Linked DNA regions of Homo sapiens: regions 1 and 3 are each linked to region 2. A link is a contact called in ENCODE Hi-C or POLR2A ChIA-PET data. All regions are on one chromosome and are shown on one strand. The core of a region is the stretch at or near the end of the contact, and the rest is flanking DNA. Distances in the headings are between cores, read along the strand shown. Region 1 holds the start of TAC1 (tachykinin precursor 1). Region 2 holds the start of DLX5 (distal-less homeobox 5). Region 3 overlaps SLC25A13 (solute carrier family 25 member 13).

Region 1 (2,700 bases), core at 163-2,662, 710 kb before region 2:
GCTCGGCGTCTTCAAGCTTCGAGCGCTTTCCGCTCTTTCCTCCCAGCCCGGGGACCTTCCCTCATCTGCTGCGCCGCCACCTGACTTTGTCTTGTCTCGGTGCCGGCTTTGTAGAGTCCTCACCGCCCTAAATGCACACAGGTGTGTGGGATCTGGGGCTGGGGCTCCGGTGGGGAAGGGTGACAACGCTTTACAGACGACTTTCACCGTTTTTCCGAGGCGCGCTCCCCAGCGCCTGTAGCCTACGAGTTTCTAAAGGGAGACTTCAAGCTACATCCTCAGGTCCGCAAAACAAACGTGAAGGCAGGAAATTAACTTCCCTCCAGCCTCCGGCCCTCCAATCCCCCTGCAGCTCGCGCGTGTGCCCGCTGCTGCCCGCGACCCAGGCGCCCTCCTCTGCCCGTGCCCAGACGCTAGGGCAGTGCAGCTGGACCGGAGCCCCCGAAATCCCAGGTCCTGGGGGATGAAATCTTACGAGATTTCCCGCCTTGTGAGGATCTCGGGCTCATCCGGGAGGGCATCCCTACTGCAGGGAGTTCCTGGGCCGGACGGTGCAGCCCTCGGGAAGAAACTTGAATCGTGGGCACAAAATCCCGTGGGGAACCCGGGAAATAGTGCCCCTTTCCATCCTCTCGCACGCAACCGCTGCCTCTTTCCGTGGTGGCGGTGCGTGCCACGTTAACTAGGGTGCTGTTGCGTGGGAAGGTGACAGCTCCCGAGCCCAGGAAGAAGGGTGCGGGCCGTCCTGGGAAGGGGCCTCACCTTGATCTGGTCGCTGTCGTACCAGTCGGACCAGTAATTCAGATCATCATTGGCTCCTATTTCTTCTGCAAACAGCTGAGTGGAGACAAGAAAAAAGACTGCCAAGGCCACGAGGATTTTCATGTTGGATTTCTGGGAAGGGGTAGGAGGAGAAGACACCAAAGAGAGAAATAATGTATCTATTAGGGGTGGTTATCCAAGAGTTAAAGCAACAGAATTTTCTGCCCCACAACGGATGAACCAAGATCAAAAACATAAGGACTGAAGTCTCACCTGTACCGGTTAGGCGAGAGAATCGCGTCCCAAAGATTCTCCAACCCTCTTCTCCCTGAATCCCAACTCCCCCAGCCCCCTAACCCACCAACCCACACCTTCAAACCAGGAAACTCTGCAGGTGGAAGACAAAGAGGGGCGTTGGCGTTTGGGAAGCCAGTCTCCCCACTGTCCCTCGCCGCAGCGGCGCCCCCAGCGCGGCCACCTCGGACAGATGCGGGGCGGGGTGACCCGGGCAGCCGCGGCCAGCACCGCGCGGGCACTTACTGCGACGGACAGTCCCGCGGGGTGCTGAGTTTCTCTGGTTCCTCCGAGCGCACGCTGGTCGCTCCGCACTCTCGGTAGCTGCCGCCGGGAAGGAGGTCCGAGCGCGCTCTTTCGCCTGCTCAGTGCCTTGCGGTATTTATCCCAGCCTCCTTGAGCCTCCAGACCCACGTGACATTCTCCCCACGCGACTTTCTGCTCAATATTTAATTAGCCGCCTCCTCTCCTTTCGCTTGCGTGATTGAGAGTTTCCGAGACGGTAACTCGTCGATGCCCATAACATCTGGACCCAATTGGGTTCTAAATGACGCAATTTTAGGAAAATCGAGGTCTCGCCATCCAATCCGGAGCGGCCTGCTTCCGTCTGCAGATCTGACGCCCCCTCCCCTCTCCTTCGAAACTGGGTTTCATGACACCTGATATTACTCATCAAATTTGAGCAAAGTGACTCATTCCTTGGACTTCGGTAACTTTTCCGTCCCTCGAGACGTCAGGATAAGTTGCACTTTTCAGGATGGCCAAATAACTGTAGGCATTCAGACATTTCGTCGGAAATCAGGCTAAAAAAAGAGGACTACACTTGAGGGGAGATGCGGGGAAGCATTATTTTCCCTTCTATTTCTAGCTTAATAGTATTTAAGTGTTTCTGAGACACAGCATCGTTCTATAACCAGAACATCCCTCTTCTAAATCAACGCGAATACTGGCTTTTCCTTAGCATAACAAAAGGATGTTTAGTCCCATAGTATTTTAGAAGATGGAAGCAGATTTATTTTACATTTTGGAGAAAGGGGAATTTAAACATGACATTGTGTGTCAGACTTAGGATTTCTTTTGTTTCAAGCCGGGTAACTCCTCTTCCTTGCCACATCCAGGAGCAGGGGTTGAACAGGACGTTTTTTGCTTCTCTCCTACACTTTCTTGCTGAAGACTAGGAAACCAGCAACATAGTGTGTAGGATCCTCACCCTTGTCACTAAAGGGCTCTATAAATCATGTTTCTCCTTTCTATGAAAGTAAGTGTAGTGAAGATGCTAATGGGACAGTCATTAACAGCACAAAATATTAGACAAATAGCATTTGTACAGAAACCACACCTTTCCATGAGCCCTTGGTTGCCTGGCAGACACATTTCTTTGATCTCCAAATGAATTAAAAGATGTGACATCTTTGGTGGAGTAGTTTTCTCCCCTTTACATATGAAGTATTATATTTTTCAATTAATTATGATTTTTTAGTATATTGCATAAAAGAAATAAATTTTTGCAACTCAAACCAGAAGTATTTTTTTCTCTATGTTGTTCTTAAATAATCCTGAATTTGGAAATTCTCATGCATCTCTGATTTCTTTTGGCCTTAGCCTCACAATGTGAGCATTTTATTTTCCGTTTTCAGAACTTTT
Region 2 (2,700 bases), core at 197-2,696:
TAACACAGACGCTTTCTTCTTCGGTAGGAGGGAAAACGGAGGGGAGGCCAGATAACCCTAGATAGCCTGTGGAACTCCCAGATTGCCGGTCTTGGACCCCGTAAAGGAAGATGTAGGAAGGCCCCAAATCAGGATCTAGTCCGCGGAGTTGCCTATTTGAGGGGAGTAACAATGGGGATTGGGAGAGACTTTTATGCTGAATTTCTAAACTCCCAGCTGAATCACGACTAGAACAAGGATAGCACCTCCTGAAGAGCAAAGTTTAGATCTCGTGTATCAACTGAATGATTCTTGAATCCTTTCTTCCCTTGCATACGAGCTAAGTAGGATGTCTTTGCAGCAGGAAATAAAGGGGAGAGGGTACAGAAACCCGGGTCTGGGAAATGGAGAGACTGGGCCACATTCATGGAGCCAGGAGGGGGAAATCAATGAGCATCATCTGACTTTGCAAAGGCTTTGATCCTTGTCTCCTTCCCCACTTCCGAGACTTTCCCATTCTTTCCTGGAGGTATGGCAGGTTATACATGGATCCATTCACCTTTGCGGGAGTCTTTGGCCACTGAACATAGTTAAAGAGCCTTTATTCCAATGTCTTGAAAATAGATGAAAATATTAAACAGAAGTGGAGCTGTTTGGCTCTTTTTGCAAGCCAGCAACGAGGATTTGGGCTTCCTTAAGTTATATGTGTTTAAGACAGTAATTTTTAAAAGTCATTATAAGGACTTTGGGCTGCAGGAACTCTCCCTGCCATTCACCGGCTTAATGGACATTGTGCCTTCTTGGGCATTCCTGTCCAGCCCGCGTCCGGGAGATACTCATCTCCTGCAAAGGAAGTTGCCTCTTTCCCCAAAGAGCAAATTTTCAAAACATGTAAGTTACAACTTGCTTCCCAACACTCCACTAAAAAAAAAAAAAATGCTGTTTCCCTTCCTTCTTGCCTCCATCCTACATCCCCCCGCTCCCCACTCCCTGCACCTTGACTCCCTATTTCAGTATCAGTGTTTAATTCTACACTCGCCTTTGGTGCAGCCCACGGGGGCGGGGTAGTGGGAAGCAAGGAAAGATGGTCGCCCACCTCATTCCCAAAACATGTGCACTTTTGAGGCTTCTGATTGGAACACATTGTCCCCAGACATCACAGAGCCTTGTGCTGTGGCTTCTGCGATGTCTTTGGAATTTACTAAAAACAGATAGACTAAGACCCCTCCCCACTCCACAACAAGCAAAAACACACACAAGCGCGCGGGCGCGCACACACACAAACACACACACCCCCTCAGTACCCCCCACCCCCTTTTTAAGCAATGCTTTGTTGTGCTAAAACTAGTTGGACGAGTTAGGGTGTTACTGTTGCTCCCGAGGCCCTGGCCAATAGAACCAGATCCACCCCGCTGTGCGTAAGCGCGCAATTAAGGATTTAACCAAGGCTGTGCTGCGCCTCAGCCAGCAGTCAGCCGGCCGGAGACAGAGACTTCACGACTCCCAGTCTCCTCCTCGCCGCGGCCGCCGCCTCCTCCTTCTCTCCTCCTCCTCTTCCTCCTCCTCCCTCGCTCCCACAGCCATGTCTGCTTAGACCAGAGCAGCCCCACAGCCAACTAGGGCAGCTGCCGCCGCCACAACAGCAAGGACAGCCGCTGCCGCCGCCCGTGAGCGATGACAGGAGTGTTTGACAGAAGGGTCCCCAGCATCCGATCCGGCGACTTCCAAGCTCCGTTCCAGACGTCCGCAGCTATGCACCATCCGTCTCAGGAATCGCCAACTTTGCCCGAGTCTTCAGCTACCGATTCTGACTACTACAGCCCTACGGGGGGAGCCCCGCACGGCTACTGCTCTCCTACCTCGGCTTCCTATGGCAAAGCTCTCAACCCCTACCAGTATCAGTATCACGGCGTGAACGGCTCCGCCGGGAGCTACCCAGCCAAAGCTTATGCCGACTATAGCTACGCTAGCTCCTACCACCAGTACGGCGGCGCCTACAACCGCGTCCCAAGCGCCACCAACCAGCCAGGTACATGGACAGGGGGAAGGCTGGGCAGATACAGGGCGACTAGGACGCTGGGGGCGCGAGATGGGGTGGTAGATTGGGGGTCACAGCGGTTCACGGCAGTGGGGGCGCACGCGGCAGAAGGGAGTAGGACTCAGACCCTCCAACAAAGAGAGTTTCTCGGGCCAGCATTTTAGGGATTTTTAGTAGGAGAGCCCTGTGGAGGTTCGAACTAGCGTCTCTCCCCTCCGGCACCTTCCAAGGCCCTTCAGTCGCTGAATTCCCAGCTTGCCCGGCCAGGAAGCCGGCTAGGCTGGAAAGGGGATAGGGGTGGAGAGAAGAAAGAATCAAGCAGCTCCTGGCGTTTGCGTAACAAAGAGAAGGTTACTTGGGAATTTTGGTAAGCGTGCTGGGTTGGTGCGAGTGGGAATAGAAGGCTGCCTCAAAAACTCAGTCAGGATTAGTTTGAGAGCCGCCACAAGCTAGCACGGTGCGGGTGCCCTGAGCACGCTGGGTGGGGGTGGGGGGGTTAAGGAGTTGTAGCCAGCCAGAGAAGAGCGCGCCGAGAGTTTTGCGGTTTATCCAGGCATTTCCAAAAACAAAAAGCCATTTAAAGGTGGAGGAGGGTTGCTGAGGGGTCACGTTGTAGGATAGATTTTTTTTTCTGTCTCCATAGGCGCCCACAATTTGTCTTTCCGTCCTCCTTTTTCGTCCGC
Region 3 (2,700 bases), core at 43-2,542, 720 kb after region 2:
TACTGGTATTCATTTAAGACTCTTTAGTACCTCAGCTTCTTTATTTGAAAAGTGGGGATATTACTCACTCTTCCCCTTAAAGAGTTTTAATGATACAGTATATAAATGAAATAAGATAAAAAGCCATTAGCATAATGCCTGGCATAGAGTTAAGGACCCAGTAAAAGTTAGCTGGTCATTGTTATCGTTATAATTAATAATAAGTGATCCGGCTCCAAAGACTGCCTCTGTGACCCTCAACTTTAGCAGAATTAGTGTATTAATTCTCCTGCCACTCTGCCTTATGATAGCATGTATCATCATACATTTTGTACCAACCACTTGTCGATAAGTCAGCTTTCCCTGCTTGGGGCAGGGTTTCTGATTTATTGGGTGTTTTCTCCTCGGTGCCTGGCGCTGGGCCTAGTACACTGCAGCTTTCCCATAGGTGATTGTGTTGCATGGATGAGCAAGTAGAGCATCACCATCTAAGGAGTGGTTGTTAGCTGGGGGGTGGGGTAGTTTGGCCCCCAAGAGGATTTCTTTTAGCAACCTCTGGAGACAGTTTCTTGGTTGTTGCAGCTTGTTGGGGAAGGGGTTGCTACTCCCATCTAGCAGGTAGAGGTCAGCTTAATAACAATAATAGTAAAATCCAGAACTAGTATGTTTCAGGCTCTTTTGGCATAACAGAACCCAGCTAAAACACCACCATTCATTCTTAACTGTTATACTCTGCCTCTTAATATCAGAATTTTAATGATGATGGCTTTCTAGTTTATGTTCTACAACAGAGCAGAGTGAAATCTAACATACATCACAACCTACTGAATCCTTCTGATAAACATCTCTAGTGCCTCTGAAATGACTCGCTGATGTAATTACCCAGTGGGTTAACATTTGTGGTGTCTGATACTTTATAAGTCAACTGTTGAGTGAAATGAAGTTTTGCCAGCTGATTACATAGAAATGTTGTGGTTTGAAGAATGCTTAACAGGGCATCTTGTCTTTGTACTAATTTATATTTCAGTAACTTTTCCCATAATGACTGCTCTTCATTTATTAGGTCGTAGGGAAACTGTAGGATGAAGGATGAGTGACTCAGTGGTTTCAATAAAAAATTATTTTCTTAAGTTTGAGATACCTTTTTCTTCTTCTCAAGTTAATGGTAACTGTGGTTTTAGGGAATTCCAAACTTTCTTTTGCAATTACTGATTGTATCAGTCAGGGCTCACTCGCAGAGAACAGAATCTACTCTAGCTGGTTTAAGCAGAGAGAGATTTATTACAGGATATTAAATGGCTTACACAATTTGTTGGGAAGGTAAAGAAACAGACTTGAGGTTGAGCTCTAAAGAATGACGTCTAGAGTCTCAAGCAGAGCAGGCCACCAAGACAGCAGTGACCTCCTGTGCAGTCACAATGCTGCCTGCCAAGTGGAGAGTGTTTCAGGACCATGTGGCCACTGACATGGGAGGGCAGGAGGTTGCCACAGGAAAACTAGACACTTCCAGCAATGGTGCGTGCTTGGCAGAAACAGCAGAAGGTGCCCCCCAACTCCCAAACATTTGCCAAATCTCACTCAATTTCATCTAATTGATGGCACATAGGCCGCATAGCAGCAAGGGAGTCTGGGAATTGTAGTTTCAGCCTTCTAGTGTCTTTAGTATAGGAAGATAAAGAAGGAGGGTGGGCCCCTGCTTCTAAGTGGTTAGGTTACACCCAAGAATACTTTTCTTTGGGATTCAGGGCCATCTACTGCACTATTTCCTCAGGTTCAAAAGACTATGCAGGACTGTTTCTCCTTCTCTCTCCGTTTCCTGCTTGTCACTGCATGCTTATTTACACCCACCCACCCACACACACACCCAGAAGCTTGCTTTTGATGAGCTACCTCTTTGAGTTTGTAGTTCTTATCTAAGGCAAATATTTACTTTATGATAGTAGAATTTTCAGTGTAAGTCTGTGCTTGTCTTGGCTTTCAGATGTTTCAGGTTTGGGAGGGTGACTGGGGAAGTATTGCTGAGGAAGGGCTGTGCTGTACAGTTGGTGACGTAGCAGCTGAGGTTGGGCCTCGGGTCCTAACGCAGTTGTTCTCAGTCCACCCACACATGGTAATTTCTTGAGGGAGCTCTAAAGATATCCATTCTAGAAATTTTCATTTGATTGACCTTTGGTATGGTTTGGGTTTTGTAAAACCTAAAAGCACCTCAGGGGACTTGAATATGCAGCGAGGACTGAGAACCTACATCTTATAATCCGTACATTAAAATTGGACATTATCTAAAGCTGTGGTTCTTAAACTTTAACTGCATCAGGGTCACCTGGAGGGCTTGTTAAATCATAGGGGATTGCTGGGCCTCACCCAGTTTCTGATTCTTTGGGTCTGGGATGGGTGTGATAATTTGTATTTTTAAAAGTTCCCAGGTGATGCTGATGGTCTCCACACTTTGAGAACCATTGGTCTGAAGAGAGTTGCCTATTTTCATTGTAAATGTCAGATTTTTACTGACCTGAAAGACTTTATTCTATATTCAGCACTTCCAGAGAATCTACTTTGTTTCCTGATCTTTGCCAGAGTTGGGGTTGATCTGAGGAGTAAGGTGCCCTCACAGAGATGGTGGTCTCACATCTCTACAGCCTCCCAGTGAAAGAGGAGAGCTTTGCTTTTCTTTGCATTTTATTTTTCAAATTAGCATTTCTTATTTTCGTGTAGGTTTTCTTA

What was found. A loop is a pair of places that touch in the nucleus more often than their neighbours do. ChIA-PET counts read pairs that join two places held with the same protein, here RNA polymerase II (POLR2A). Pooled maps may share reads with other maps.
Region 1: a pooled map shows a loop between it and region 2 (11-fold over the local background). The contact joins the promoter of TAC1 here to the promoter of DLX5 in region 2. A Hi-C loop is called at or near these places in 5 of 37 single-sample maps with no recorded cell type and 5 of 50 pooled maps.
Region 3: a loop to region 2 is called in a map of Calu3, with 13 times the contacts of the local background. The contact joins the enhancer-like site here to the promoter of DLX5 in region 2. A Hi-C loop is called at or near these places in 2 of 168 maps with a recorded cell type or tissue (Calu3 and head of caudate nucleus) and 2 of 50 pooled maps. POLR2A ChIA-PET finds 5 or more read pairs at or near these places in 1 of 52 experiments (HEK293).

What each region holds. Positions count from the first base shown.
Region 1 is chr7:97,730,798-97,733,497 of GRCh38, reverse strand. It overlaps TAC1 (tachykinin precursor 1), which reads right to left and starts at 1,412. Exons shown (of 7, transcript NM_003182.3): 1 at 1,303-1,412; 2 at 763-894. The coding sequence starts at 885. RefSeq lists an enhancer at 1,054-2,253.
Region 2 is chr7:97,023,577-97,026,276 of GRCh38, reverse strand. It overlaps DLX5 (distal-less homeobox 5), which reads left to right and starts at 1,446. Exons shown (of 3, transcript NM_005221.6): 1 at 1,446-2,008. The coding sequence starts at 1,654. RefSeq lists enhancers at 1-297, 1,224-1,940.
Region 3 is chr7:96,302,488-96,305,187 of GRCh38, reverse strand. All of the region lies in intron 1 of SLC25A13 (solute carrier family 25 member 13), which reads left to right. Among named protein-coding and RNA genes, the nearest start is that of SLC25A13, 18 kb to the left of the region's middle. Within about 2 kb of position 1,292, at least 8 of the 41 ENCODE cell types and tissues checked have a DNase peak (open chromatin) inside an H3K27ac peak, as active enhancers do.